Linked DNA regions of Homo sapiens: region 1 is linked to region 2. A link is a loop called in an ENCODE intact Hi-C map of the cell type or tissue named here. Cell type or tissue: gastrocnemius medialis. All regions are shown on one strand. Links, peaks and the distances in the headings refer to the core of each region. The heading gives the core; the rest is flanking DNA. Region 1 overlaps RPS6KA2 (ribosomal protein S6 kinase A2). Region 2 has its middle 65 kb from the start of RPS6KA2.

Evidence for each region. Peaks named below come from ENCODE experiments on the same cell type or tissue, not always from the same donor. Only the 100,000 strongest peaks of a DNase experiment are listed, where the experiment ranks them.
Region 1: it touches region 2 in a loop (10-fold over the local background); 2 of 110 quality-filtered maps call a loop at or near these places.

Annotation. Positions count from the first base shown.
Region 1 is chr6:166,567,965-166,583,506 of GRCh38, forward strand. The region is part of intron 1 of RPS6KA2 (ribosomal protein S6 kinase A2); the gene reads right to left. RAMACL (RNA guanine-7 methyltransferase activating subunit like) reads right to left here. Exons shown (of 1, transcript NM_001395999.1): 1 at 15,045-15,542. Among named protein-coding and RNA genes, the nearest start is that of RAMACL, 11 kb to the right of the region's middle. RefSeq lists enhancers at 4,321-5,210, 11,798-12,298, 12,299-12,799, 12,880-13,700. In gastrocnemius medialis, for the core only: no CTCF peak of the experiment used is centred there; a DNase peak (open chromatin) is centred at 7,397; H3K27ac peaks cover 3,704 bases.
Region 2 is chr6:166,684,874-166,700,415 of GRCh38, forward strand. It overlaps a transcript of RPS6KA2 not described here and the pseudogene IGF2BP3P1. Among named protein-coding and RNA genes, the nearest start is that of RPS6KA2, 65 kb to the left of the region's middle. RefSeq lists enhancers at 4,912-5,580, 8,690-9,889. In gastrocnemius medialis, for the core only: CTCF peaks have their summits at 7,191 and 7,408; DNase peaks (open chromatin) are centred at 6,508, 7,098 and 8,258; H3K4me3 peaks cover 1,847 bases; H3K27ac peaks cover 3,951 bases.

The sequences.
Region 1 (15,542 bases), core at 3,722-11,721, 120 kb before region 2:
AGTGCAGCCTCTGCGCCTGGCAGCTCCTCCTCCTGGGAAACATCCTGTCTCAGGTCTAGGATGGAAGAGGAAATACCTCCACCGCCAGCCCCAGAATCGGCCCTTGGACATCCTGCTCTCGTAACCAAGAGAAAAGGGGACACTGGATGCCCACCACAGGCCTCAGCTTTCTTGGGGTGACAGGAATCTTTAAGAATTTCATGAAATCTTGGCATTTTCTTCCTGGAAAAACACACACATGCACATCCACATAAAATCTGTCACAGACTGTCTGGAATTCCTGAGACCCATCCACAGAAGCCATGTTAAGAAAGCCTGTTCTCAGAGGACTGCATTAAAAGAAAATTGAATCCAAAATCTATTACTTGGCCAGGCGCGGTGACTCACGCCTATTATCCCAGCACTTTGGGAGGCTTAGGCAGGCGGATCACCTGAGATCAGGAATTCGAGACCAGCCTGGCCAACATGGCAAAACTCTGTCTCTACTAAAGATACAAAAAAAATTAGCCGGTCGTGGTGGCAGGCACCTGTAGTCCCAGCTACTCAGGAGGCTTGAGGCAGGAGAATTGCTTGAACCTGGGAGGCAGAGGTTGCGGAGAGCCGAGATTGCGCCATCGCACTCTAAGCCTGCACAACAAGAGCAAAACTCCATCTCAGAAAAAAAAAAAAAAAAAAAAAAAAAAAAAAAAAAAAAAAAGCAAAATTTTTTACTGGCTACCATGTTTTGGGGCTGAAACACATAAGACTTCGGAGACCCCACTAACCAGGCAGAGCCCTGCCCTGGAGGTGACTGTGCTTGTCCCTGCATAGCTAGTGACCAGCACAGGCCCAAAGCCATCTCTGAATGTATGTGGCATAATTACTGAAACTAGAAAACAAACATGCAAATCACAAGTGCGTTTTGTGCAAATAATGTGATATTTTAAATCAGAAAATCTGGGTATCAATCTAGACTCTGCTTCTTCCTGATTTCATGATTTTGAACAAGTACTTTTTTTTCCTCTTTTACCAAATACTGTAGTTGAAAGTGTATTAAAAATTAAGCTTACATTAATAAACGTATACAAAAGATTATATTCTGGATTTAATAACAAAGAAGGGTATTGGGAAAAAAACAAGTCTGTAAGTAAAAAAATGCAAGTTTACTCTAAGTTAATGGGTACAGACACAAGCATGTCCCGTATAATTATTCCCTTTCCATTGGATTCCTCCCCAAGGACTGGCACAATCTTCAACCCACAGGGGCTGAGACCCCGCAGGGGCCTTGAGACTGGCCCTGGTTTGGCCCATTCTGCTCCTCCCGTCTTCCATGGCGGGTTTTCTTCTGAGCGACCTCTCCACAGGGAGGCACCGAGGGCTGGGCGTCACGTGAGGTTAGCGCTGTTCCTGCCCTGGCCGCTTTCCAAGTGATGTTTACTCCCATTTCATTCGGCTCCCTTGCAGCATCTCAGATGTTTGCATGGTATGTGTCTCTTTCTGTAGAAGAACCTTCTGGGTGGTTTGGGAAAGGCCCTGGCCTGTCATCGGATGCCTCTGCCCTCGCTGGGTCCCTGCTGGGGCCGCCCTGGAAATCTCCAGGCCAGGCATTCTCACCACCCTCTTGCCTTCTCCCTGGACCTGCTCTCATGAGGGGTCTTTCTGGTCACTCCCAGGACTCCTCTATGGGCAGGGGCCACATCGTAGGCTGCTGCACGGACCACAGACAAGGTCACCTTGGGAGCTGTGGACTTCTGTGTCCTTGTGATCCCTCTGGGAACTATACTTACTCTGCACGGTGATTCGGGACAGCAAGGATGGCAGAACACTTCTCAAAGGACACCCCCCTCGGGAATAGGACATCTCCCTGTACTGACTTGGTGCCGATTCCTTGCAAAGCGTCTTCCCCTCGTCCTTCAGGACTGCTGGCCAGCACTGAAACTTACATCCCAATTCTACAGTCCCAGGAGAAAAGCCTCACTCTGTACTTTCAACCCCTGCCATTGCGCTGAGGATCACAAGATTCACAGAAGAGATGTCTTATTTTCACTTTGCAGGTCTTAAAACTCTGAACTAAAGTACTGTCTAGACAATTATCACTTGAAAGAAAGTTCAGCAAGTCACACATATAAATCCAAGGGAGAGGCTGTCCAGTATGAGGGTGACAAAGGGACACGTTCCCACAAAAGAAGCCTACTGAGTACCTGTCACCTCTTGCAGCAACCCCAAGGGTGTAACAGCAACTACGTGGTCTCAGACCCAGGAGCTTCCTGCCATAGCTCCAGACCCTCGGGGAGCAGCACTGAAAAATGGCAGCACCCCGGTATGGAGAAACATGGGCAGTCACCGCCTCCTCAAAGAGAGGCACAAGATGGGTCAGCAATGGGCCCTGGCTCCCCTTCCACTGTCCTGCATGCCCCGAAGCTGTTTCTGACAGCTGCACCCACTCCCCACAGTCAGATGTTAGGGTCACCAATGACAACGCATTGATTTCTGTTTCATGTGTTTCACCTGCAAAAACAAAAACCCTTAAACTTAGGATATAAGAAATTGCCACCAATACTTAAAACTCTTGGACATTTCAGCAAATGAAGTAAGCACAGAAATAGAAATAAGAACTACAAATATAGCTCTAAGGCAGTATGCTTGTATATTCAGCATAAACTAAAATAAATACAGCAGATCTAATAATACAGGGTTTAGATACAAAAAGAAATACACACATAAATTCCATGCTTATAAATCAAAATTAGCATGACAGTGAGTGCCACAGGGAAACCAGACAACATTCAAAGATTTACTCCTAAATATTTAATAGTGAATATTAAAATATTAAAAATAACAACTAAAGGGTATACAGAAAAGCAAAGGGAAACATTACAGAGACACAAAGGTAGATCTGAATAAGTAGACAGGTAGGCTGGGAAGACTGAGTATGTTAATTCTCTTCACTGTAATAGTGTTTAACCCAGTTTAAATCCAAATTTTAAGAGGCCTTTTTAGGAATTTAAAAATGGCAAACTTTTTCTAAACTTTACACGAAATAATAAAGAATAGCATAGGAATTCTGGGAAAATAAAGGCGTGAGAGAGAAGTCGCACTGCCAGATGCTAAACCATGCTGTGAATCTGCACTGTCACAACAGTGCGGTGAGGACGCACCCCAGGACCGATGAGGCCGGCCCCGCATGCCCAGCAGGCCTGGGAGACCGAAGCACTCCACACAGGAAACAGTAAGCGCGGGACCAACCCATAAGGGATACCGGGGAAACTGCCATGAAATTCATCAGGTGAAAAATCGAGTCCTTCTCCAGTTGCCATCAGATACCAAAACATCTTCTATCGGCTTAAGGTTAAACGCTGACACACACAACACAGAGAACTAGAAGAAAGACCAGCAAAGAGGTTGCTGCTTCCCGAACAGCAAAGAACTCACCCTAAAAGCAACAGCAGAAAGACAATGATTTAGCTACACAAAAACGTCTGAACTTTAAAAGCTCGTAAGCAAAATGAAAAAGCCAATGACAAACAGAAAATATTGAGAACCACAAAATAGTGTGTGCTTGGGCGTGTGTGTGCATGAATGCACGCACATGCGCGTTCTAGCACTCCAAAATAAACAGTGGTCAAAGGAATGAAATGCACAGTTACATGGGGGGAAATTTAAAATCCAAGAAATATATTCTTTAAAGTAGTCTCATTAGTAATCAAAGAAATAAAATTAGATAGGTGAGAGACTTTTTTTTTTTTTTGCCTATCTAGTTAATTAAAATGTTGAGAATAAAAATATCTAACATTTGCCACGTTGAGCGTGGTGACGACTTGCTGACAAATGCCAGTGTGAGCGCAGCTTGAACGGCCTCTGGAAAGCAATCTGGTGCATTTGTATCAAAAATCATAATCTTGAAACAACTGACTTCCTTTTTAGAATTTTTGGAAAAAAATCAGAGCCAGGGACAAATACTTCTGTGTAAACGTGCCATGTTGGCATTATTTATAGTGAAGAACAGTGGGGGGAATAAAACCCTTACATCTTCTATATTGTCTTAATAAAGGCAAACAACAGAATATTATATATAAAATAAAATGCATTCATAATATTTAATAACACGAGAACATACACTATAATACTCAGTTTCATTTTAAACACAAAATTCTATGTTCAGAATTTTATTAATTTTATAGCAAAACTCCTACATAGATATAAATTCAAGAAAGAACCAAAATGTCCCCAGATATTAAATATGTGTATCTGAGTGGTGGGATTGATTAGGGATTCTAATTTTCTTTCCAGTTCTCTAATTGGAATATCTGATACAATGTCTTCCATATATTAGCTACCCAATAAATATTGAGAAGAAGAATGAAACGATTTCAAACTTCCAACATAAACATGAACGATTACTAATTCTAAGAAAAGAGTGAAAGCATGTTATAAAACAAACACTAATAAACAGATATTGGTTTAGGAAGGTGGCTGGTGGCCTCTCAGGCTGGCTAAGCCAAGGGATGTTTACTTTTGTCAATTTCTGCAGAAACCACACAAGTGGCTGGTGACGTATTTAGCTCTTTCCTCACAGTAACCCTCCTGAGGACTCTAGGATGATGTTCTCACATAGCTCTCATTGCCGGCTGCTTTCCCTGCCTGTTGCCCTGTGGCAGAGCCCTAGTTATGGGCTTACAGCTCCTCCACGCTCCACTGGTCATATGGCCTGGGGATAGGGGACCAGGGTGGCTGAACCTGGACCAGCAAGGCCCCCTTTCCTCCTGCCTGTGACCCCTCACTGAGGGTCCTTGGGGGACACAAGCAAAGAGGAACATAGCCCACACGGAGCCCGCGTCACTAGCAACGGCACACGTGTCTCTACCCTCATGCAGGGTGTGAGACAGAGCAGCTCCCACGTCCTCTGCTCCCCTTGAATCTGCACGTTCGGGTCTACCCCTGCCTGCTGAAGAAGAAAACAGGGGAAATGCAGGAATGCAGCTCATGAGGTTGGGCCCAGGGAGCCCCTGCGTGGTCAGAGGGAGCGGAGCACAGGAAAGGAAGAGAAAGGAGAGGCTCCTCTGCATGCCCAGCCCCACCCCACACCATGAGGACAGTGTGCCTGGGGTTCCCGGGGTGCCCAGAAGCTCTCGGGAGCCCTCCTTCACTGACAGGAGGGATGGCCCGGTGCAGGGAGGGCAGGAGGGTGAGATCTTTGGTCTGTGGGAAGCCACATCAGATGCAGAAAGTCCATTTCAAAGACAACACTGACCCTGCACAAATCCAGCTCCTCTGCCCTGTCACGAGAAGGGCACTCCATCAGGGCAGGCGCTCACCACCTCTGGTTAGAGCTTCCAGAACCTCGTGTTATGAAGCACATTCAGGGACGGGCAGCACCCTCGTGCAAACTCAGGGAAAACAGAGGGTCCACTGCTGCACCTAGGTTGAAGAGGATGGCAGGGTCTGCAGGGGGATTTTTATCTTTTTCTACGTAAAGGACAGAAGACCCAGCGCACGTGTTCTGATGCAGGAAGACGTACTGCTGTCTATGTAAAGTACAGATCAACAGCAAACCCAGGAATAAATTCCTGCTGAGGAAGGCATCCAGGTGCCTCCCTGCAGAATGTGCCCCTGGGTCAGGCTGCAGCTGACTTTTTACAAAGTGAGCTCGCCACTGCAAAGCCCCATGGGTTTTGTCACACTGACTCTGTGGCTCCGGCCTCACCGGCCTTTGCTGCACTTACTCCCATTGACTGCCAGGGTCGTGACCGTAAACACCGAGGTTCTCTTCCAGAGCCTGGTGGCATAAGCTTGCAGCCTCGAGTCCATTGGCTGCGTGGTGAAACAGTCTGGGAACTTCCCAGTTTTGAAAAAAGTTAGAGATGGAACTTCCCAGTTTTGAAAAAAGTTAGAGAGAACTTTTAAATAGTTAATAGAGCATTCAGAGAGAAGAAAGAGCTCCTCACGCATGTGAAGGTGTGTCAGATGCAGCAAATCCATTTCAAAGGGAACGCCGACCCACAAAGAGCAGCCACGCAGGATCTTTAAAAGGACTCTCAGTCCTAACAGCTCACAATAAACCATCTCTACGCGGTCCACTCAAGACACACTCAGGCCCTGCCGTGGTCATTCTCTCTCTACAGCACACAGAGGGCAATGGCACCACTCCTTGCTCTTATCCTGAGTCCTGGCGTGCTGACCGAGGCCAGGTGCAAGAGGGTTTTTTAATTTTTTAAATTCTTTAAAAAAACATTCTGGATTCAGGAGGTCCATGTGCAGGTTTGTTACGTGGGTCTATTGCATGACGCTGTGGCCTGGGGTATGGGTGGCCCCGTCACCCGGGTACTGAGCACAGTACCCAGTAGGTAGTTTTTAAGTTCACATGCCCCTCCTTCCCTCCTCCCCAGCAGCCCCCAGCGTCTGTTGTTCCCATCTTTATGTCCATGTGTATTCAATGCTGAGCTTCCAGTTTTAAGTGAGAACATGCATTTGGTTTTCTGTCCCTGAATTAATTTGCTTGGGATAATGACCTCCAGCTGCACAGATGTGGCTGCAAAGGACATGATTTCATTCTTTTTATGGCTGTGTAGTATTCTATCACGTATATGTACCACATTTTCTTTGTCCAATCCACCATTAATGAGCACCTAAGTTGATTCCACGTCTGTGCTATTGTGAACGTTGTTGCAGTGAAAATACAAGTGCATGTGTCTTTTTGGTAGAATGATTTATTTTCCTTTGGATATATACCCAGTAATGGAATTGGTGTGGTAGTTCTATTTTAAGTTCTGCAAGAGTATTTTAAATAAAAAGTTATATAAAGATAGGAGTAAGATGGAAACAGGAAACATACAAATGATTGCAGAAAAACCAGGTTAATTCATCAGGTAGCTTGAAAAGCGGGACTTTCTGAAGCAGTAAAATATCTGACTAGGTTCTATATAAATGAAACTTGTATTACCTACAAATAGAGTAGACTTAGTAAGACACCAAGAACCACCAGGAAGAGCTACCAAGGATCTACTTTTGTCAACAGATAAGAATGATTTTAAATGAACAAATCGAGAAAGATGGAACAAATAATTTAAAAATTTCCCTGGTCTGCCCCACTGCTCCCAGATAATTTCAGGTATCTGGCAGAAGAAACTGACTGCCCCAACCATGATAGGCACAGCCACCAACAAAACTAGACATGCAAAACGCCTGGCTCTTTTAACACAGCTTTTGTTTACGAACGCCATACAACTTCTCAGAGCACATTGGAGGAAAGATTTTCAACACATAAAAACTTTGAATAACTACAATGATTCATGTGATTTTTTTGTCTTTGCATTCAAAAGTCAGAAGCATAACACGAGGCTATGTGTGATCCGGGCTCAGGGAGTACGGGGGAGCGCTCAGAAGTGTACGGAGAACTATTTTCAGCGCTGGCTTTTGCTGGAGTCCAGACCTGCCAAATCGAGCACGAGAGGGCACCTTTTGCCAAGATGGAAGCACTATGAAATCCAAGGTTGCTCATTTCCGGTTCATTGTGTTTATCGTGTGAGGCTTTCCAGAAGGGAAAAAAGCCAGCTTCTATTTTAAATGACGATCCACTGATGAGCAGATGGGTTTGGTGTTGCTTTTTGTTTATTCTCTCTACATCTGAAAATATTTCAACATTTTAACTTCACAGAAGTATAATGATTTTTCTTTCCTTTTTTACATGCTTTCATTATTAAACGTTTTACCTCAGGAGAGTTAAGACCTCAGAACAACACCTCCCACTGAGCTGAATGGAAGGACACTAATGGGTCCACTGCCTCTTTATCAATGGGAACCATCTCTCTAAACACAGAATTTCCTCCATGGATTGGTTTGGAAGAATAAAATTTTCAGGTGTAAAGGAGCTCACCAAGATAGCAATCTATTCATTTCACATGAAAAAAAAATTCCAAAGATGAGAATGAATGACTTGAGGTCCCAAATAAAGCAAAATAGGTGATATGGTTTGGTTCTGTGTCCCCACCCAAATCTCATCTTGAATTGTACTCCCATAATTCCCATGTGTTGTAGGAGGGACCTGGTGGGAGATAATTTGAATCATAGAGGTGGTTTCCCCCTTGCTATTCTCGTGATAGTGAGTAAGTCTCAGGAGATGTGATGGGTTTATCAGGGGCTTCTGCCTTTGCTTCTTTCTCATTATCTCTTGCCACCACCATGTAAGAAGTACCTTACACCTCCTGCCATGATTCTGAGGCCTCCCCAGCCATGTGGAACTGTAAGTCCAATTAAACCTCCCTTTCTTCCCAGTCTTGGATATGTCTTTATCAGCAGCATGAAAATGGACTAATACAGTAAATTGGTACCAGTAGAGTAAGGCATTGCTGAAAACATACACGAAAATGTGGAAGTGACTTTGGAACTTGGTAACAGGCAGAGGCTGGAACAGTCTGAAGGGCTCAGAAGAAGACAGGAAAACGTGGGAAAGTTTGGAACTTCCTAGAGACTTGCTGAATGGCTTTGACCAAAATGCTGATAATGACGTAGACAATAAAGTTCAGACTGAGGTGGTCTCAGATGGAGATGAGGAACTTGTTGGGAACTGGAGCAAAGGTGACTCTTACTATGTTTTAGCACAGAGACTGGGCAGCATTTTGCCCCTGCCCTAGAGATTTGTGGAAGTGTGAACTTAAGAGAGATGAGTTCAGGTATCTGGCGGAAGAACTTTCTAAGCAACAAAGCATTCAAGAGGTGACTTGGGTGCTGTTGAAGGCATTCAGTTTTATAAAGGAAGCAAAGCATAAAGGTTCAGAAAATTTGCAGCCTGACAATGTGATAGGAAAGAAAAACCCATTTTCTGAGGGGAAATTCAAGCCGGTTGAGGAAATTTGCATAAGTAATGAGAAGTTGAATGTTAATCCCCGAGACAATGGGGAAAATGTCTCCAGGGCATGTCAGAGGTCTTCATGGCATCCCCTCCCATTGCAGGCCTGGAGGCCTAGGAGAAAATGGTTTCCTGGGCTGGGTCCAGGGTCCCAGAGCTGTGTGCAGCCTAGGGACTTGGTGCCCTGCATCTCAGCCACTCCAGCTGTGACTAAAAGGGGCCAAGGTACAGCTCGGGCTGTTGCTTCAGAGGGTGGAAGCCCTAAGCCTTGGCAGCTTCCATGTGGTGTTGAGCCTGTGAGTGCACAGAAGTCAAGAACTGGGGGTTCTGAAACCACCTAGATTGCAGAAGATGTATGGAAAACGCCTGGATGCCCAGGCAAAAGTTTGCTGCAGGGGCGGGGCCCTCATGGAGAACCTCTGCCAGGGCAGTGCAGAAGGGAAATGTGGGGTTGGAACCCCCACACAGAGTCCTTACTGTGGCACTGCCTGGTGGAGCTGTGAGAAGAAGGCCACCATCCTCCAGACCCCAGAATGGTAGATCCAACGACAGCTTGCACTGTGTGCCTGGAAAAGCCTCAGACACTCAACACCAGCCCATGAAAGCAGCTGAGAAGGAGGCTGTACCCTGCAAAGCCACAGGGGTGGAGCTGCCCAAGACCATGGGAACCCACCTCTTGCATCAGCATGACCCGGAAGTGAGATGTGGAGTCAATGGAGATCATTTTGGAGCTCTAAAGTTTGACTGCCCCACTGGATTTTGGACTTGCATGGGCCCTATAACCCCTTTGTTTTGGCCAATTTCTCCCCTTTGGAACAATAACTGTACCCCCATTGTATCTAGGAAGTAACTAGCTTGCTTTTCATTTTTCAGGCTCATAGATGGAAGGGACTTGCCTTGTCTCAGATGAGACTTTGAACTGTGGACTTTTGGGTTAATGCTGAAATAAGTTAAGACTTTGGGGGACTGCTGTGAAGGCATGATTGGTTTTGAAATGTGAGGACATGAAATTTGGAGGGGCCTGGGCGGAATGATATAGTTTGGTTCTGCATCTCCATCCAAATCTCATCTTGAATTGTACTGCCATAATTCCCTTGTGTTGGGAGAGGGACCTGATGGGAGATAATTTGAATCATGGGGGCAGTTTCCCACATACTGTTCTCATGATAGTGAATATGTCTCAGGAGATCTGATGGGTTTATCAGGGGTTTCCGCTTTTGCTTCTTTCTCATTTTCTCTTGCTGCCACCATATAAGAAATGTTTTTTGCCTCCTGCCATGATTCTGAGGCCTCCCCAGCCATGAGGAACTGTAAGTCCAATTAAACCTCTTTTTCTTCCCAGTCTTGGGGATGTCTTTATCAGGAGCATGAAAACAGACTAATACAACAGGATTGGAACCCAGGTTTCCTGACCCTCAAGATGCTGGGCAACGTGTTCCTTCCCTCAGAAGCCACGTGCCGTAGACTCCTCCATCTGTGCCCTGGACTGGGGGCTGTCCTGCTGCTGCACACCTACATGTACTGTCCTTGAGCTTATAATTGGGTGGCCCTAGGAAGTAGTGGGATAGTAGGAGCAGTTAAGAGGCCTCAATGCTGGAGGTGAACAGGTGGGATTTGGGTCCGGGCATCATTATGTAGGAGCTGGGTGACCAGGGGCAAGCACCTTAGCCCTCCGGCACTTTGCTGTTCACTTTTGCAAAGCAGAGATGAGTGCTTTGGCCTTAGGGCTGTGAAGTTTAACAGTGTTAAATAATGCAGAAGAAAGCAAGCATCCCACAGATACTACTGATGACAATAACACAGCTCTTTCTTTAACAAATGATGGCTTAAAAACTAATCCTGGCCAGCATGCTCCAATCTAGAGAGCGAGGTTTTGTAAACCTGATCCTCAGGTGACAGCAGTGTCTGGACCAGCAGGGCTGCTCACAGGAGTCACCGTGCCAGGATCACTGTGCTGGAGCAGGCCTACTCAATCAGAGTGTCTGGGCTCAGCTCCGAGGTCTTCCACCATGCGCCTCGTGCATTTTCTACACAGAGAAAAGTGTCAATTGGCCCAGGATATTGATGGGATCTGTGCAGAGATATGTGAGGGACAGGAACGTCACAGCTTAGAAACGCAGTTTATGAGATTCTGCATTTAAAACCCACCTTGACTCAACTGCACTCAGAGAGACCAAAAAGCCTCTGCATTCTATATTTCACATTTAGTGAGAAGGCCCAGGTTAGAAGGAAACAGTAAGTCTGATGTCGAGCAGCATGGAAAACGGAGGATCAGTGGATCATGAAAAACAAGCCGGAATGAGAAGGCGTGTCAGTCAAGACAGCCCCGAGCCACCGCCTGGCCGTATCTGCCAAAGGGGTTTGTGATCTTAGACAAGTATCCGTTTATGCTGTTTAGAAAACAATCTATAGTTGTATTCTATTTTCTGCATTCAGCTTTTTTTGAGTGCCATTATGATAAAATGTCATGTTATTATAAAATTTGAAGTTATAATAAAATCCAGGTTGAGATGGGCCCAACAGGTGCGACCTGCATTCTGTACAGAATGCTACAGAATTCTTGGCTGCTCGGGCCCTTCCTGGAGTGGTGCTGGCCTGTCGCCCACAGGCCATCTGGGGAGGAAGAAATGTATGCAAGAATGTCATGCTTCCAGAGGTTTCGGTGGTGGCAATTCTACTGCAATTATTAAAGATACATTGTTACACTGGCTAGTTACAAGTGGGTTATATTTAAACAAAATTTGGAGAAAAATGTTAAATAAAAAATGTTTCCAAGCACAAAATTGTTTTTGGAGAAGATGAACATCCTACGTCACCATGAAACTGGTGTATTCAAGATTCAGGCCATTAGGAAACGCCATGTGTCATGTTACAAGAAGGAAGCAGCCTGTGAAAAGTGTCAACCGCTCCTTTGGCAGAAGAAGACCAGTGTTGTGGTATTTAATGTCGCTAAATTTCACGATTTGACATTTTCTACATTTTCCTTTTTCTAAGATCTAAAGATCACATTATTGAAATTTTATCTCTAAAGAATGGACCTCTTAAATAGTCCTCTTTTATGATTATGCAAATAACTCACATACTGTTTTGAGAAGAAAAAAAAGACAACTAAATAATCTGAGGATAGTTCCTCTGTTATCCCAGCCAAAAAGAATAGGGAATGCATAGTGACAACACCTTCCTAACTGCGACCTTTAGAATCACGGCACTTCATCAAGTTCAGCATTGAACATGCTTAAAGGGCCGTCTTTCTATGACTCAGCCCGGAGGTTCTGGAGTTGTTGCCCCCATCACAGTGGGCTTTGGGCCCCCGGGCCTGCCCCTTGGTTCTAATGATCAGGGAGGTCCTCCCTTATGTGCCCACTGAACTTCCAGTCTCAGGCTGACTCACACAGGACACACTGTGAAAAGCTGGAGAGGAAAGGGCCCAAGTGACACAGTCACCCGATGGCTCTCAGGGACCTGAGGGCCGGCAAAGGTAGAACAGGTGTCCACTAAGCCTGGAGCGTAGCCTCAAACCCACTGTGCCAACACACCCTGACTTCAGCCATAGTCCCGTGCATATCCAAAGGTCTGAAGGAAACTTCAGAGGTGTCCAGTCTTTTGGCTTCCCTGGGCCACCCTGGAAGAAGCAGCATTGTCTTGGGCCACACATAAAATCCGCTAACACTCATGATAGCTGATGAGCTTTAAGAAAAGAAAGGTGAGTGCATAAACCTCATAATGTTTTAAGAAAGTTTACAAATTTGTGTTGGGCGACATTCAAAGCCCCTGGGCCACGGGTTGGACAAGCTTGCTCTGGATTGTACCCAGTCCATGCCTGTCATTGTATGTGATCAAACTAAGCAAAAAGACCTGATTTTCAGTCTACCCCACCCCCAACCCCTGACCCCCTCAGTGGGTCCCCAGTGAGGACGGATGAGACCAGAAGTCCCAATGAGCCCAGTGTGCCTTGTGTCCCTGGGGGAACCAGACCCGATTGGACACGGACTGGATTTTCATGCGTAGGGGGCGGAGGAAAGGGAGGACATTAAATCTTTAAGTGGTTAAAGACACAAAACCCACAGGAATGATTTCTAATGAACAGAAAAAGGGCTGAGGAATTTTTCTTTTCTTTTCTTTTCTTTTTTTGAGACGAAGTCTCATTCTGTTGCCCAGGCTGGAATGCAGTGGCGCAATCTCGGCTCACTGCAACCTCTGCCTCCCAGGTTCAAGCGATTCTCCTGCCTCAGCTTCCCAAGTAGCTGGGACTACAGACACACCACCACGCCCAGCTAATTTTTGTAATTTTTAGTAGATAGGGGTTTTGCCAGGCTGGTCTCGAACTCCTGACCTCAGATGATCTGCCCGCCTCGGCCTCCCAAAGGGCTGGGTTTATAGGCTTGAGCCACTGTGTCTGGCCAGGGCTGAGGAATTTAATATTGCACATACATATTGTCTATGATTCTTTATGTGAAAATCCACTCAAACATCCACTCTGCTTTTGACAGCATCAGCCTTTCTCATGACAAAACCTTCCCCTCAGGGCCTATGCGGAGAATGCCGACAGCACCTGGGCTCCAGCGCCTTCTGGGGCCTAGGCCTCTCTACACCCACCTGGATGCGCAGGTCAAAGTGCTTTGCTTCTCAGGGAGGGAACTGACGCCCCGCTCAGCCCTTCCTTCTCCTACGCTCCACTGTCCTGAGGGACTTGATGTCCAAGTGCTCAGGTGGGTTCGGCATTTTCCACAAACCCAAGGACCAGGCATGGCAGCCTGTTGAGGCCACCGAGAGGCCGGCTTCGAGTATGCGGGGCAGTGGGTGGGTATTTCGCTGTGTCCATTTTCCTTATATTCACTTTCTATTTGAATGACAGAGAATTATACCCAGAAACAGACTAGTTTAGATTTGAAAGCCCTTGGAAATCACCACTTCAAATGAAGACCCACCCTGGGCGAGATGGGGAGGGAACACCCGCTGGGCAGGAGGGCACGGGGAGAGGGCCGGATGGGGTGGAATGCCCACTGGGCAGGTGGGCTGGGCAGGAGGGCACAGGAAGAGGGTGAGATGGGGTGGGACGCCCACTCGGCAGGTGGGCTGGGCAGGAGGGCACGGGGAGAGGGCGGGATGGGGTGGAATGCCCACTGGGCAGGTGGGCTGGGCAGGAGGGCACAGGGAGAGGGTGAGATAGGGTGGGACGCCCACTGGGCAGGTGGGCTGGGCAGGAGGGCACAGGGAGAGGTGAGATGGGGTGGGACGTCCACTGGGCAGGTGGGCTGGGCAGGAGGGCCCAGGGAGAGATGAGATGGGGTGGGACGCCCACTGGGCAGGTGGGCTGGGCAGGAGGGCCCAGGGAGAGGTGAGATGGGGTGGGACGCCCACTGGGCAGGTGGGCTGGGCAGGAGGGCACAGGGAGAGGTGAGATGGGGTGAGATGCCCATGGGCAGGTGGGGTGAGCAGGAGGGCACAGAGAGGGTGAGCACAGTGGCCACTGAAAGCCGCTGAGCCGTCCATGGAGATCTGAACTGTTGAGCTGGCTTCCGGTGGCATGCACTTTTTGAAATAAAGCCTTTTCATTTGACCATGAATGTGTTCAACAAAACCAAACTTCTTGGGAGAGTGAACATGTGTTAAATGACCATATACTAACCCATCACGCTGACTGTTCACAGCTGCTCACCACCATGACCTCATTAGTTGGGCGGAGATGAATATGCAGCCATTTTACGATCACAAATTACATTCCACAACTGAAATGTAGCATGGAGCTCTGAGAGATTTTTCATAAATCACAAGTTTTATAGTATGCAATGAATTTTTATCAAATTCATAACATAGATGCATACATCTTATTTTGGAAAATGAAATGGCATTTATTTTCTCCACAGAAAAAGTGCCAAAAAATGGGCAGTAATAAAATTTCCATTATTCAAGAGGTTAGATATGATTTCCATCTTGACTGAAAAAGCCAGAACGCTTTGAAAGAACTTCTTTTAGGGGTTCTTATGTAAGAATTGCTATTATGCATCCAATGTGCAGAGGAAGAAAAAACAAAACACAAAAAAACCTCTTGAATAATAAAAGCTATGGAATAAAGCAGTATAATAGGTTGGTTTTAAAACTTAAATATTTTTGGTAACTTGATGTGGATAATAATTTGAAGATTTAAGAAAAATAACTCACTATATTTTTTACCTTCCACATTTTCTCCTACTTTAAAATTCACTCACTTTGTCTTGACTTGGTCGTTGACTGCTTTTATTCATAATTCACTTGGGATAAACAGACTTGAAGCATATACACGATAATTATTTCAATATCAATTCTAATAAAGACAAAGCAGTTTGGTAAGTTTTACTCGCATTCGCATACTTTTCAAGGTATCATATTACACATAATTAGATCCTAGAAACAACCAAATTGCTACTTGTGAGCTAAAAGTGCTGAATTCTTGCTTGTTTAGAAAGCACACTGCCTCATCCAAGGCCCTGATGTCCAGCTCACCCTAGGGTCTAGCACTCTGCACCCTGTAGGACTTGCACCAGAGATCACGGCCTTCTTGGGGCAAACCACAGCACTGTCGCTGTGATCTGCGGAAACGGCTCCCTCCACTTTGCCTCCTGTGAGTCTTGGTGATTAAATTGTTGAGCAACTTCAAAGCACAGAGGCGAAAACCAATGGGAAGAAGCAGCTGGTGGTGGAGAGCTTAAGCATCCTGCGCACCTTCTCTGAGCTCTGG
Region 2 (15,542 bases), core at 2,905-10,904:
TTTATAATAAGAGAATGTCTTACAAATCTGAAAAGCAACAAGAAACATTGTGCCAGAGGAGGAGCTAAAAGAGGCTATCCTTACTTGAGAGAGCGTGGTACTGGGAGCCACACTGCAGGGAGGCCCTTGCAGGAAGAGGGAGATGTCACTGCGGGATGGTAGCTCCAGAGCCCTGCAAGGGCCAACCGGCTTCCATGGAAGCACCCCAACCTCGAAGTCCCCATCCAGTGGGCGGAGCTCAGCACTACAAGGAAGCTCAGACATGACCCTGATGGAGTATGGGTGGGTGTGCAGGCTGCGGGGACAGAGGCCGAGGAAAGCTCAGGCAGGACCCTGATGGAGTGTGGAGTGTGTATGCAGGCTGGGAGGACAGAGGCCGAGGAAAGCTCAGGCAGGACCCTGATGGAGTGTGGGGTGTGTGTGCAGGCTGGAAGGACAGAGGCCGAGGAAAGCTCAGGCAGGACCCTGATGGAGTGTGGGGTGTGTGTGCAGGCTGGGAGGACAGAGGCTGAGAAGGGCAATGGTTAAAATGATCTGTTGGCCATTTCTATCACTGTCCATCCCACTTGTCCTCCCTCAGACACTCGGGACAAGAGTCCAAGGATCCCAGACCTCTGACTTTCTTTCTGCCCTAGTTTCATGGAGGTGAACTGATGGATTCATAGCCATGCATCTTTGAGAGTTGTTGGAGTACAGTTTCATTCCCTAGGATTAGGGAAGATCTTGGATTCAAATCCATAGACTCTTCCTGAGCTCCCACTGCATCCCAGCTTTTGAAAGAATTCCTCCCCGTGCACCACCACTCTTCACCCTCACGACAATTCTATGGGCATCACGTTTCTTATGGCAAAGAGCCTTGTAGGACTGAGGTTCAAGCTGGGTTCACACAGCCAGGTACTTGGTGCCCTTTCTCCCACCACATCTCCTACCACCTCCTTGCTGCCTTGCTCCCCGGCTAAGCTGGGTCTGTGCCTCTATCTCCATGGTATCTACATCACTGCTTTTAACTCCTACCATCGAGTGATCCCGCAGACAATGCACCATGGTGATGGACGATGGGCCCATGCCCTAGGAGGGAGGGGGACAGAGGGCGAACGAAGGGGCTGAGACGAAGGAGCTGTGAGGTCTTTACATTCACAGCCTCAGGTCTTAGGGCTAATGAGAACGAATGACTGGGATAAGCCAGGTGCCTTTCCAGACACCTACGGAAGGATCGAGAATCTTATTTGGCAGTGACACCAGTTCTACCCCACAGAGATGGGAAGAGATCAGGACAGCATTGACCTAAGGGCCATCCTATGCTCATGTAAGGTCGGTCCTGCTGAGTCCTGCCGCCAGGAACAGGAGTCAGGGTGCATATCGGGCACCAGGCATGAGGATTTGTCACTGGGAACAAGGATGTGTGGAGACCGTGCAAAGCAACCCGACCTCTCCTACTGTGGGACCCTCTGGCCCAGGGTTATCTCCATGTCACCTGGTGGGCTCCTGAGCAACTTTTCTGCTTTTTTGTATGCAGGGAGGTGAAATGACCCAGAACAAGCCCTGAAATCCAAGCAGGTTGGTGTGAACTTCTGAAACCTCTGATGCCAAACCAGCACCTCCCAGATACTCTGGAGCCAGCACACATGCTCTGCACCCAAGGCCATGTGGCTTCTGCTGACAGGCCCCAGCCCATCAGTGCATCTGATCCTGCAGCCCATGTGGCTTAGCTTTCCTTCTCTCTCTGCCCCGAATTCTCCACCCCTCACTGGCTCACTTCTGCTCATGCTTCAGCCTCCTGGCTTCCTCTGGGAAGCTGCCTTGCTCCCCGGCTGAGCTGGGTCCATGCCTGTATCTCCATGGTACCTATGTCACTGCTTTTAACTGTGCTATGTTTTGAGGACCTGTTCAGGAGCTGTTTCCTGCACCAAGCCGAGAGCACTCACAGCAGCACCCATGGTAGGAGCTCTGTGCATACCTGGTGGATTAACATGTGCCAATTACAGTGTGGCCACAAATCCAGGACAGCACCACCACTTCCTTCACCCGAGGTTTGAAGGAGAAAGAACAGGGGTGAGGGGAGAATAGGATCGAGTACAAGTCCGGAGGGACTGACTGGGTGCAGGGCAGAGGGCAGCTCTGTCTGCGCCCATTCTCCATGCTATTGAGATAGCCATATGAAGACACAAGCCAACCAAGGCATCTGCCCTGCCTTCACGGACACCTGCGACTCTGCCTGGGCCGTGGAGATCCAGACACAGACAGCAATGCCCCAGCAACTGCCTCCACGGTCTCTGTGGGGAGTAGCAGCATTGTGATCATTGCAACAGCAGCCACCGCGGGCAGAGTTCCTCCTGCGTGCCAGGAGCCATGGCAGGTGCGATACCTGCCTCGCTTCGTTGACCCTGACAAGGTCACAGGGCAGGGGATCATTAGACCCAAATTTCAAATGAGGAACACACAGCTGTAGTCTGCACTGGACACGCACATGCCTTGATAGCACAAGGCACCATTACTGAGTGTCCATGGTGCTGTGTATATATTCACTATTGAAAGAACAACAGTGGCACCTCCCTGCCTGTGAGCGTGGCCTTGTTGCTGTTCTAGTGGGGGCAGGGGGACACCAGTAGAGGCCAGCGGGGTTTTTCACCCAGAAGCTAAAGAAAAGGAAGAGGTGGTTTGGAGGGAAAATTGTTGACTGAAGAATTCAACTATTGGGAGCCAGCTGACTCCACTCTATTTATTTTTCTATTAAGATGGTTTACTGAATTATTTGAATTGCAGGAATCCAGTCATTTTAATTTGCTCAGATGTGGCTTATTGAACTTTGATTTTCTGTGCTGAAGAGCAAACAGAACGTTCAAACAAATTTAAGTTGGGCACGTTTAAATGAAGCGCAGCATTGCGTCGGCGGCTCTGTGTGGAGCGTTATCAGGATTTGCTCAATGCGTGTGCACAGAGATGCAAAATTGCCTTTACCAGAATCAATCTTGGGTTATGTGTGGTCCAAAGAATGCTTCTAAGCCCCCTGCGGTAGGAGTGAGACCTGGAAGATATGGGCAATGAGACAAAGGCCCCCAGACCACCACTGGGGAGGGGGTTCTATTCACAGGACGGGGGAGCCTGCTTGGGAAGGAGCAGGGACAGAGCTGGGCTGCTCTGCATGACACAGCGGGACAGGGATTGGCTGGGAGGAGATGGAGTGAGTATTCAAAAGGCAGGAGGAGGGAGACAGGGCCGCAGACCTCAGGGTGGGAGGGGTATGTGGGGTTGGGAGGCCCTGACGGGTCTCTGGAAGGCGAAGGAGCTGGCAGGGCTTCCAGGTTCACTGTGGAGCAGCTGGGGTGCTCTTTTGTCTGCTCTGCCTGCCTCCGAGGTCTCTGGGTGTCTCCCTGGCTCACTAAAGCTCGTGTGTGGTGGATCTTTGAGGGGGAACTTGAAAAAGACACAAGCTTTGCCACTGGGACACTGCACAGGGCCCCCGCCAGGGTCCTCAACCTCAATTTCCCACTCGTGTCCCACCTGCCCGGCCCCCTCTGCTCATCCCCGGCCTTGCCAGGGGCACATTTTTACCTCCAGTGCAGCTGCAGAGGGAGCTGGCCACGGGTGGCTGGGTTCACAAGTCAGGACCAAGTGATTAAGCAGGGCCACGTGTGCCCCCTAGCAATGAGCAGAACCGTGGGGTAAAACAAAATCACTGGGTTTGGAGGATGAAAGGGTAAGAAGCAGGTGGCTAGGAGAGGGGCACACAGTGTCACCATGAGGAGGTGACATGATCCCCAGGTAGGGGGCGGGAAGGCGAGAGCGACAGCGTCAGCGTGAGGCTGGCAACAGACAGCGTTGAAACCGCAGTTGTGCTTAGGGGCTAGGACGTGCCTAAGGTTAGCCAAACAACAGAAACCCCGCATGGGGGCAGCCTGGGAGCCCTCTTTCCACACCTTCATGTCCACATGAACCCATGTGGGGCCATCTCCTGTCTCAGTTTCCTCATCTGCAAAATGAGATCGTAATTGTGCTCCTAAAAAATTACAAGGACTAAGTGAATTATTACATGCAACAAAGTTAGAATGCCCTCACCATGCACAGCCTGAATGCAGAGCAAGAGATTTCAGTGGAGTGGAAAGAAATCCACCCTTGCTTCAGGGCTAACTTTAATAGCATCCCCGAAAACAAAGGAAACTCCCTGAGTACAAGGGGAACCTCCTGCCGAAGGCCAGCCCTGAGCAGGTCCTCCCCACTCGCCCAGGTGAGCAGGGCTCTGGCCGCCCTGTGCCTGGAGGCTGCGCCAAAAGCGCTCCCCTACCAAAGCCCTCGCTTTCTCAGTGCCGAGCACCATGTTTCCATGTGGATTTACACCACTTCTTTACCCCTGCAGAGAAGACTGGTTTCCTGTCCCAAAAACAGAACTCGTGTCTGAATTGACACCAAGATGAACTCAAGGCCAGGAGCCCGGGATGAAGGTAGCATCCCAAGGCACTCCTGCAGCGTTAGCAGAACTCTCTGCACACAGGCACCTGCCACGGATATGTGTGCGTGGCTTCCCAACGTGATACAAGGAAAAGAGTAGACATGACCACAGTGGAACAAACAATAAATATTTAATTGAATGAAAAAATAAGTAAGGATCCCGAGGAAAGTGTTGGTTAAACTGAGCATGGCCAGTTCCGATTTTTAGAACCTCCAGGGGATCCTGGAATCTGCTTCTCCCCACTGGATTCGTAGGTGTTGGGCTCTGCTGGCCCTGTGGTCAGAGGTGATACCCCCCAGGCAGGCCAGGGGGACCTAGTGGGACAGGTGTGGGAGACTGAGTGCAGGCATCTCAGACAGCTGTTTGAAGCCTCGGGCATTTTAATAAATGTCCCCCTATTTCATAGGCAAAAGTTTGGTGTCCCTGAACAAAACCATCCAACTGTAGCTGAGTGAAGACAGCACTGGTGGAAGCAGCTCTGTGCCCATGAGGGTTCTGCTCTGCAAGGCTCTGTGCACACACCGAGGACACCAGGACCAGAGAAAGCCACATGAAAGTTTTAATATTCGGCCCTCAGGCCAAGTGGCAGGAAGCAAAGCTGAGGCCCACCCACCTCACCAGGAGGCCTCTGGTCCTGCTGCTGTGGCCAAGGAGTCCACACTGCGTTCCCTCCCCAAGGAGGTGGCAGAGCTGCACGGTCCCGCAATCCCACCGCATGGCTCCGGTCTAGGGATTGGGTGAGGGGCTCTGGGAGCCCTGGAGGTGGCCTGTCAGGGGAAGGACCAAGCTGAGGGGTGGAGGGAGGAGGGTGAAGTGTGAGGCTGCTTTGGGACCACATCACAACCCACCAGTCTGACGTGAGCACCCAGCATTGGGGTGACGGGGTCTTTTCTCCCACAGCTTTTTCACATAAATCCACTGCTCTGGGAGGGGAGTGTCAAGCTGTCCTTACATCCAGAGTGAGTCCTTGAGGGCCACCACTGAGACCTGTTCATTCCACACCATCAGGGCTAAACTGGTCTATTCCTTGACAGAGCATCCTAGCCCCAGAGGCAATACGGAAATACAGACATGTCAGCACAGAAAGGCAACAGGATTCCCATCAAGTGTCTATCACAAGATCAGACAGTCTGAGCCACCTGCGTGGCTAGAATTATGTCTCAAGGTGCCAAACAGCTTTACACAGTTCTCGGGATTCTTCAAAGGGAGAAGAACTCCCTCTATGAGCTCGAAGACACGCGTCGGAACTCCAGGCGTCCTCTGACACCTCGATGCAGCTCCGTGAGCCTTGGTTTTCCTCTCTGTGGATGAGGACACATCCGCTCCCTGGGGGCAGGAGGGGACGGGGGCTCAGCTCTGCAGGTCCACAGTGAGACTCCCTGGGTTGCACTCCTCAAAGTCCCTTCCGCTAGATAAGCCTCAGTTTCCTCAGCTATAAAACGGACGTACACCATCTACTTAGCAAACACTGCCCCTGCACTGTGGCAAGTCTTAGAATTCTCATTTTTTCTCAGGGGAAATCTCTGACCACGGAGACCCTGAACAGGCATGCTGTGGACAGGTGTTTACAGGGCTTACTCTGTGGCATGCCATCTTGATTATAATGTTTTATAAAGGACATTAATTACATGAAAGCATTAAATAAATAATTAATGTGATCATCAACAGTAAACAGCATAATAATCAACAGCACACAGTCCATATAATATATTCTTGATGGTTTTAAACCATAACGAAAATAGAAAATGAAAAACTGTAGGTTCTAGAAGATTCAAGCGTTGCCAACTCATGCCGGGAGACCTGCGCTCTGTCATAATGTTGCTTCTCCTTTTATACCTGACTCTGCCATCTGATTGCCCTGAAAATTACGGCCCCGGGTTCTAGCCTCCACTAAGAGTGCTGCCAGGACTTGACCTCAGGAGTTCCTTGGATTCTTTCCTTCTCTGTTTTCACGGCCCGCATGCCAGGTTAGGCCCTCCTCATCTTATGACTCACTCATGCTATAACAACCTTCAAAACGATTTCCTGCTTTTAATCTCTCTCCACTCCAGTCCAGCCTGAGACCTGCCAGGCTATTCCCAAAATAACTCTTCTCGTGTGTCACTCCCTGCCCCAGGCGCCCGACACCTTCCCCGCCAAGCTCTCTGTTCCCCTGCTCCTGGCTCTCTCTCCTGCACACAAGCGCATCTCACCTCCCGGTTTTCAGGGTACTGTGCTCAGCCCGGGCCTCCCCTGCTGCCCTGTTAGAAGCCCTCCTCCCTCAGAGTCCAGGGAGCTCCGACCCTCTCCGTGATGTGTTCTTAACTTTACTCCACATTTTGACACGACTTACCTGCACCCCACCATTAGTACCATGCGTGCCATGACATATGTGACATTTTCTAAGGCCCCTATCTAAATATTTCATCTTCAAAAGGAGTGGAGGCTCCTTTGGTTTGAGGCAAAAGCATGTTACAAAAGAACAATGCTAACTAGATTGCAGGCATTTATGTAATTATCTATTTATCCATCTTCTATACCCTTACACGGGGAAAGGAAATGAGAAATTGAAATGCCAGCAAAAGAAAACAAAGACCAGAATGAGAGCTCAAGAAGCACGTGAGGCCGGGAGGAAGCCACACAGGCCACAGGCTCCTGGGCAGCTATTCCCCGTGTCCCAGGAGCAGTCACCCATCAGCTGAAATCCTCCCTCCCTCTGGAGTTAGTTACAGGTCAGGGCGTCCTGTGTTGGGGGAAAGAACTGCAGATTCACAAGCGTGCATTAAAATTAAATGACATGGAAGAGGAAGAAGCAGAGAAGTGGACGTGTGGGTTCTCCACCTCCCACAAGTGTCCCCTGTCAAGATTTGTTGTCTTGGGAAGATAAAATAAGGGAAGAACAGAAGAGTAAAAGGGATAAAGTGAGGCGATAGAGAGAAAAGAAAAGTAAGGAAAGAAGTAGTCAGAAAAAAATAAAAGAAGCAAACAGCGCTTATCCTCCTACCTCTGCTCAAGCTATAAACTAAAATCGCCCCCTACTGAATATATGCCCAAGAAGAAGATGCTGTGAGAAAAGTGTTCTGTCGAACCCAGGGACCAGCGTGTGCAGAGATGGACGATGGAAACCCAGCCATGGCAAACTCAAGGACAAGACAGAATAACACTGGACAGAGAGCAGACGCTCTGCTGAGCAGGAAACTTTTGCAAGCCAAAGTTTAAAGATACATAGGAACAAAGTAGAATAAAGTAGAATAAACAAGGACAGAAAACATGAGAAAATTGGATGCTAAAAAAACCTACTCTAAGCTGCATATTAAGTAAAATATTAAGAAATAAGGAAAAAAAAGTTACAAATGTCATCCGTTATTATGCCAAATAATAACTAACTGGCCTGTTTGGCTTCCAGAGCGGATCAGGAACCATCTTAAAAACAAAACCAAACAACACGGCAGGCTCCAAAGTGCTTTTTAACAAGGTAAACAAGGGTACTTACTAACAATATCCCATAGAACTTAGAGAAGGCTTGGCGGAGGAGAGAGAGCATGTCGCCTAAGTTAGAAATGATGACGATTTTGGCCAGGGAGCCACACTGTCTTTCTCTTCAAGCATGGAGCATCTCACTCCTCCACATTTCAGAGAGCAAACCTCCACGGGAGTATGTAAACATTCAGGCTAATTGTCACTCGGGATCATCCGAAACTCAGGAGAGGGCAAGAGGCAGTTGATTGCAGCAAGGATATGACAATGTCACTTTTAGTAACTGACTCAGTCCAACACCTCAGAGTCAAGTGCTTAATATAGGGCTACTCTTTCCGTTGGGTGGCAAGTTTAGCGAAATTGACCACCTGTTCCCTTGCAAGTCTGCCTGTCTCCAGCCTAAATCAGAAGGAGCACCTGGCACCGCAGCTCGCAGGAGGTGCTGCAGCGATTGGATTTTGCCTCCTATCACTGCCTGTGAAATCCAGATGTTCTGGGACCTTCTCCACTCCTGAGAAGGCTGCAGATCAAGCTGCTAAACACGCGGAAGTGATTCTTGTTGTTTTTAATATCCTTAGTTATGTGTCTTTTCTGGAGATTCTATTTTTGTAAGTTTAAAACTCTGGTTTCCTTGCACATCAGCAGGGCCTCTACTAAAGAAATGGAAAAAAGGAGCGTCTCAGCCGTGCACTCAGGGTCCTGCGCCTCCATCGCAAAGCCCCAGGAGGACTCCCTGTTCCATATTTGTGGACTGCTCCAAGTCCACTTAGCCAGGATCTCTCGCCTGGTCTGTGGCCAGGGAGATCGAGGGTACACTCAATTTGTTCATAAAATGTCTCCAGCAGTTTTTTAGAAAGTCTGCACCATTAATATCCCCCTCCCCCGCAATTTAACATGATGTCGTTTGCATCCTTGTGAATACAGTGTGCCACCAATTTGAAACTCTAGCCGTGTCCACTAGGTTTTTGTCCTGGGCTTTCCCAAACAACAGCTTAATTGGAGTCAGCAATTTGAGGGAGAAAGGCCACAAAAATAAAAGTAACTCATAAAAAACAAGTTCCACTCACCAAGCTTAGACACACCCCTTAGGCACAGGTTACTCCTGTGGTTTGCTGGTGAAGGCCAGAACCTCACCTCTTCCTTAGACATCCCTCTGTCCCCTACCTCAAAGAAATTCCTTTCTCCCTTAACGATAGTTCTCGCCATTCTGTTAAATGACAAAATTGATAGAATGTCTCTATTGTGCATTGTGTGACATTGCAGCTCATCAGGAATTTATGAGTCATTTTTGACAAGACGATGGCGAACCTCTTTATGACTGGGGCTCGCTGCCCTTATATCTCCAAAGGGCTGGATGGCCCACATGCTCTCTGCCTCCCACACACGGAGGTTCTTTGCCATGTGGATACCCAGAGACTTGAGAAGGAATTTCACTTGGCAGATCACTTGACCAACACAGGAACCGGCTGCTTTATTTCCTGTTGAAGCACTCACCTGGGCCACAGAGGAGCGGGAGTTGGACGGCCTGGCTGGCACTTCTCCTCCTTTAGGTGAACTTGCTGGGAACATCCCATATTGTTTAGAAGACTCTGTAGTCTCTTTCTGTTCACCCATCTCTCCATTCACGGTCTTCCAATACAATAAAGTCACTACTCCAGTGATTCTTGATTCCTTAACTAAATTGTGGAGAGATTTCTAGTAACGTCCAGGATAAAAAAATGTCTGAAACTGCGAAGAACAAAGCCTGGCCCAGAAGAGTTCGTCTAACACTTTTTGAGGCTCTGACCACCTGGTAACTGGGCAGGGGCACTGCATTCCAAAGTCGCAATTGCAGGATCCAGGAAGCTGATGCGAACCTCTCCCTACATGGTGAGAACCCTTTACCTTCCCGTAGCTTTAAATATCACTCGCATTCTGCTAGAGTGATTCTGTGCCTCTAGTCGAATCTACTGTTGTTGGTGGGAAACATACCACAAAGCATAATTATCTGAATGACCTGAGCCCTTACTGCATCTTTCCACGTTGAGAGAGAAAGAGAGTAATTCATTCATTTAAGAAATATTGATTGAGCATGCTTGCCGTTTCATCATCTAATGTATTTACCATTCCTCCCAGCTGGGTTTTAGATACCAATGTGATCCATATGCTATTTGCTTACATAAGTCTGCTTGTAATATCCATTTATTCAATAAATAGATATTAATCACTTAGGCTATGGGATCAGCTCTGGAAACACAGTGGTGAGGAAGAGAGATGCTATCCTGGCCACCAAGGAGCTAATATTCCGGTGGAGAAAATGTCACTAAGCAAATAACGACATAGACAAATCTATGAATACAGTTGATATGGCTGCTGTGCAGTGAGTTGCTATGCGAATGGACTCAGGAAGACTTGAACCCAGGTTGGAGAGACAGGAACATCCTCTCTGAGAAAAGGTCACTAACTCTGAAACTCAAAAGGTGGGTCCAGATTCTCTAGGCAAAGAGAAGTGTGCAGAGCAGCCCGCTTGAAGAATACCCAATGGCAAAACAAACACAACACAAACAGAACAACCCCCAGGAGCAAACCCGGAGCCAGAGAAAAGCGCAGTGTCATTGAGGAGACCCACAGAGACGTACATGGCCAGAACTGGCCAGAAAATGGGGTAAGCTCTTGTTAACATGTTTAGGTTTTATCCTAAGTGCAGTGAGGGTCTTGCAGGGTTTTAATTAGAAGAATGTATTTTTCTGATTATGTCTGTTAGACTGGGTTCCCAATCCTCAGGCCTCAGACTGGTACAGGTCCATGGCTTGTAGGAACCAGGCCGCACAGCAGGAGGTGAGTAGCAGGCAAGCGAGTGTTACCTCTCTAGCCTGAGCTCTGCCTCCTGTCAGATCAGCAACAGAACTAGATTCTCCTAGGAGCACTGGATTCTCCTAGGAGCACTGGATTCTCCTAGGAGCACTGGATTCTCACAGGAGCACTGGATTCTCACAGGAGCACTGGATTCTCATAGGAGCACTGGATTCTCACAGGAGCACTGGATTCTCATAGGAGCACTGGATTCTCACAGGAGCACTGGATTCTCACAGGAGCACTGGATTCTCATAGGAGCACTAAATTCTCATAGGAGCACTAGATTCTCACAGGAGCACTAGATTCTCATAGGAGCTGGAACCCTACTGTGAACTGCGCATGCGGGAATCCAGGTTGCACACTCCTTATGAGAATCCAATGGCTGATGATCTGAGGTGGAACAGCTTCATCCCCAAACATTTTCCCTCCCTGCACTCCCCCCTCTTCCACGGAAACATTGTCTTCCACGAAACCGGTCCCTGATGTCAAAAAGGTTGGGGACGGCCGTTTTAGGCTGCACAGCAACTGACTCTGATATGGGGAAGAGCCGGAGTGGGATTAGCAGCTCTCCAGGAAACAGCAGGATGTCTCCTGCACTTAGGCTGTGGGGAGAAGCAGCCCCACGTGAGATCTGGGTGGTAGTCTATCAGCTGGGTGCGGACTGAATCAATACGGGGGTGATCAGAAATGAGAGATGGGAGATGCTCATCGGAAACCTGAATAGGTAGATGGAAATGCATCATTTGTATTCAGATGATTTCTCCAAGTTTATCTCTATCCTGGACTTACCTTCTGAGCTTCAGACTAATATCTCCACTCTCTGGTAGAAACCTTTATTCTAATATTCCCCAGGAAACTCAGTGAACATATCCACAGCTCAAATCATTGCCCCTGAACCATCCATTAAAACAGTTCCTCCCCCATTTTTCCTTAACCGAGCAAATGTTTATCAGCTGAAACGGTCCATTTTCTACGTCAACTTGACAGGGCTGCACGGTGCCCAGATACTGGTCAGGGTTATTATGAATGTGTCCGTGAGGGTATTCTGGGAGGAGACGAACATTTAAATTGGTGAATGGAGTCAAGCAGATGCCCTCTCCAATGTGGGTGGGTCTCACCCAATCAGTGAAAGGACAGAACAGAAAAGCCAACTCCCCCACAAGTGAGAGGGACCCCTTCCCGCCTGGCCACCTTGAGCTGGGGCAGCAATCTTTTTCTGCCTTTGGACTCAACCTGAAACACCAGCTCTTCCTGGGTTTTGAGCCTTCCAGCTCTCAAACTATACCATTGGCTCTCCTGGTTTTCAGGCTTTTGGACTCAGACTAGAACTTACACCATGGGCCCTTCTGGGACTTCAGCCTGCCAACTGCACAGATCTTTGGACTTGTCTGCCTCCATAGTTGTACGAACCAATTCCTTACAATAAAATCTGTGTGTGTATATATATGTGTGTGTGTGTGTGTGTGTGTATTTGTATGTGTGTATATGTGTGTGTGTATGGATACAAATATAGATATAGATACATATCCTATCGGTTTTGTTTCTCTGGTGAACCCTAATACACCAGCTACAGAGGAAATAATATTGTCTAGGGAGAAGGTAAAGTTAAAAAAAAGACTCATATAAGCTATAGGATATCCCCACATTGTAAATAAACCATAGTGCAACCCAAGAAATAGAAATGAAAGCGGAAGTTGACCACAAATCAAGTAGGCTGGAACTGTGGCAGAATGTCCCCTGGGCATGCAGCCACCTGGCTGGAGATGGAGACTACATTTCCCAGCTCCATTCTGTCAAGTGTAGCCATGGGGCTAGGTTCAGATCAATGGTATATGAGGGAATCGATGAACTCCCAAGGAATCTCCATAAAGATGAAGCCACTGTCGTAGACTTCTTCCTTTTCTGTTTTCTGAAGGCTGAATATCCAATTTGAAACTGACCCAGTTTAAACTCTGCAAACAAGAACCACACCCTAAAAGATGGTAGAGCGAGAAGATGGAGGGAACCTTGGTTGCTGGATGACCTGGTGGAGCAGAGCTTCCACACCAGCCTGGACTGTTCAGCTGTGGGCCGGATCCCAGAAGGGAGGCTAATATCTCTCCTATTTAAGTCCCAACATTCTGAAATCTCTTTGCTACAGGGTTTGTTTGGCTTGTACTGAACTGAAACAGACATGGAAACACACACACCCGACTAAGCAACATGGATGGATGGCCGTTCCCTCGACTGGAACAGAAGGCATGTCTGCCTGCTCTGCTCACTTCTGTAGCCCCAGAAAATGAGGCAGGATCTGGCACGGGGAGGACTCGGCGGCTGTATGTGGAATGAATGGATATTGGAAGAAATACAGACTGGCAGTAGAAGGATGGTGAAGAAGTGGGGAAAGAGTCGATAGTTAAATCTCTTTACAAGGATTTGCTGTGCAGAGAAGAGAGTGACTGTAAGGACTGGGGTCCGGCTGGGATTCCTGTCTGTGCCGTGCAATGGGCATGTGTGTACATGGGTGACATAGGAAATGCTGGGGCATATTTCCACAAAAATATAAAAAATCCGACAAGAGAAAGGACTGCGACACAAAATAGAGTGTCATAAATTTCCTGGTATGTGTAGCAGGTGAAGTACTTTCTTCATATCACCAGAAGGGAAGAAGAGGATGGGTCGGTATACAGCAAAATCTGTTGGGTCACAGGCAGGAATTTTAGGATGTATCTGAGTGATGACTCTTAAAAAACTTCTGTCTGGTGGGAAGCAAGGTCAACCTCTGGAGAGAATGCTGGCCAGTGGAAGTCAGGCTGAGGTCAATGGAGAAGGTTGAAAACAGTCATTGTGGAGTGAGAGCAAAGTGAGTATAGGGCTATGGTCAGAATAAAGGGAAGTTCTCAAAGGCTGATGAGGTTGGGTACCATGCATTTTTATAGTAACCATCTGCCCAGTGTGTGTCTTTCCCAGCAACTGTCAGGTATTAGACAGACATGGAGAACAGGAAACACTCGACTTCTTCTGGGGCTGTGATTTTCCCCAATGATCAAAATTAAAAGGCTGAAGGGCAACTTCCGTTGAATATTGCAATAGAGTAGTTACTGCCTCTCTGTTGGAGAGGGAAGAAGCTGCTGGCAGGAAGGGCTGGTGGATGAGGTGGCGAACTCGTCAGCGGACGGGAGGTTCTGATAGGACAGGCATCTGCACTGTGGCTTTTTAACCAGCCTGGTTGGAGGACGGAAAATGGAGGCAAGAGAATGTGCTCAATGATTTTGTCAATTAGAAGTGATTAAGTTTCCAGGATGACAAAGTTTAGAATGACGGCTAATTTGGAGTAGAGATAAACATCACTGGAGATGAGGAGGCGAGGAACGAAGAGGTCAGGTGGTCAGATGTGTTTTTCAGGAGGATGTGGAAGATGCCGAGTAGATAGCAGGCATGGTAGTGATGAGGAAGACTGGCATGGATTCCAGCGACCCCTATGAGTGCACCGTAGTAACACAGGTGGAGTAGATGACAACTAAGAGGAGAGGAGAGGCGGCATCATCAGGTTGCATGAGATTTAAAGAAGCAAATGTTTGTCCAGCTAATAGAAAGGCTGTGGTCAGAAAACTACCTGAAGAGGAAGGATGACCTGGCACTCAGGTCTCAGGGGCAAAGAGAGAGCAAATTGCTTCCACTTGAGAGGATCACAAAGGAAGTGGGTTCTCAGGAGCCATCAGATCCTAGTTAAGGAAAGCAAGAAGAATCTTGAGAGAAGAGTCAAAGGTAAAAGGGCATTTTTTTGGATAAAACTACAAAAAAAACTTGCTTTCTGAGAACATTAAGGAAAACACTTTAAATCATTTTCAAAATGTCTAATTGATATGATCTTCAGAAAAACATTATCTAGTCTGTATAGAAATTCATCTTGAAATAAGAATGAGGCAGAGTGATCTTTTTAAAGGGTGATATATACAAGTCTTTAGATCAGTGTAACATGACTGTGATCATCTTACCAACAAAACTCAAAATCAATTCAGAGAGCAGCATGGCCTTGGAGACCACCCACACCCAACACAATTGTACATACTGGGCTTTGCTGTCAAGTTAAGGAGTGAGCAAATGAGTTCGGTATCAAAGGTCATATGTTTTCACAGTCATTCGAATTATATCCCAAAAACTTGTCTTGTATTCTCTATCTTTTGACTTTTTTTTCCAAAGAACTGATTGCACAGTATACAGAAATCCTGCTATATTTTACTACTTTAGGTGGAGTCTAATTTTTTGTTTTTAATTTATCAGTGCTTAAAAATCTTCAAAATAGCTTAGTGAGGCTCATGACAGTGCTGGCCACATGGAAATGTAGCCTTTTGTTGCCTTTAAACACTGTCACACCATCTATGACTGTCCCATTGGTCTGAAGTGTACTGGCAAACTAAGCATCCTGTAAGACAAGCTAAAGCTTGCTTTTTGCCAATCAGTTGAAAGTCCTGCATCTCTTCATTGATGCACTTTCTTTAGGTATTGATAGTCAAAAGCACAAAGCATTTATTATGCATTCAATCATGTAGCTAAACAAAAAACTGCAGTCTCCTGAAGCCATTTAAACCAGCCGTTCCAAAATCTTCTGCCACCACTTTGTTAGTACCATCAGAAACTTTCTCAACTATAAATGAAAGAATAAATGGTAGTGCTGCTCTCCAGATATAAGGCACTGCTCTGTATCTTTGAACATTTGATTTTTTTAACTCATAACTGTGTCAAAAGCCTCAAAAAACCCTGAAATTAATTTTCCAGCTTTACTGTCACCAGCCAGAAGTAAAATTCTTAATTTGCCTATTAG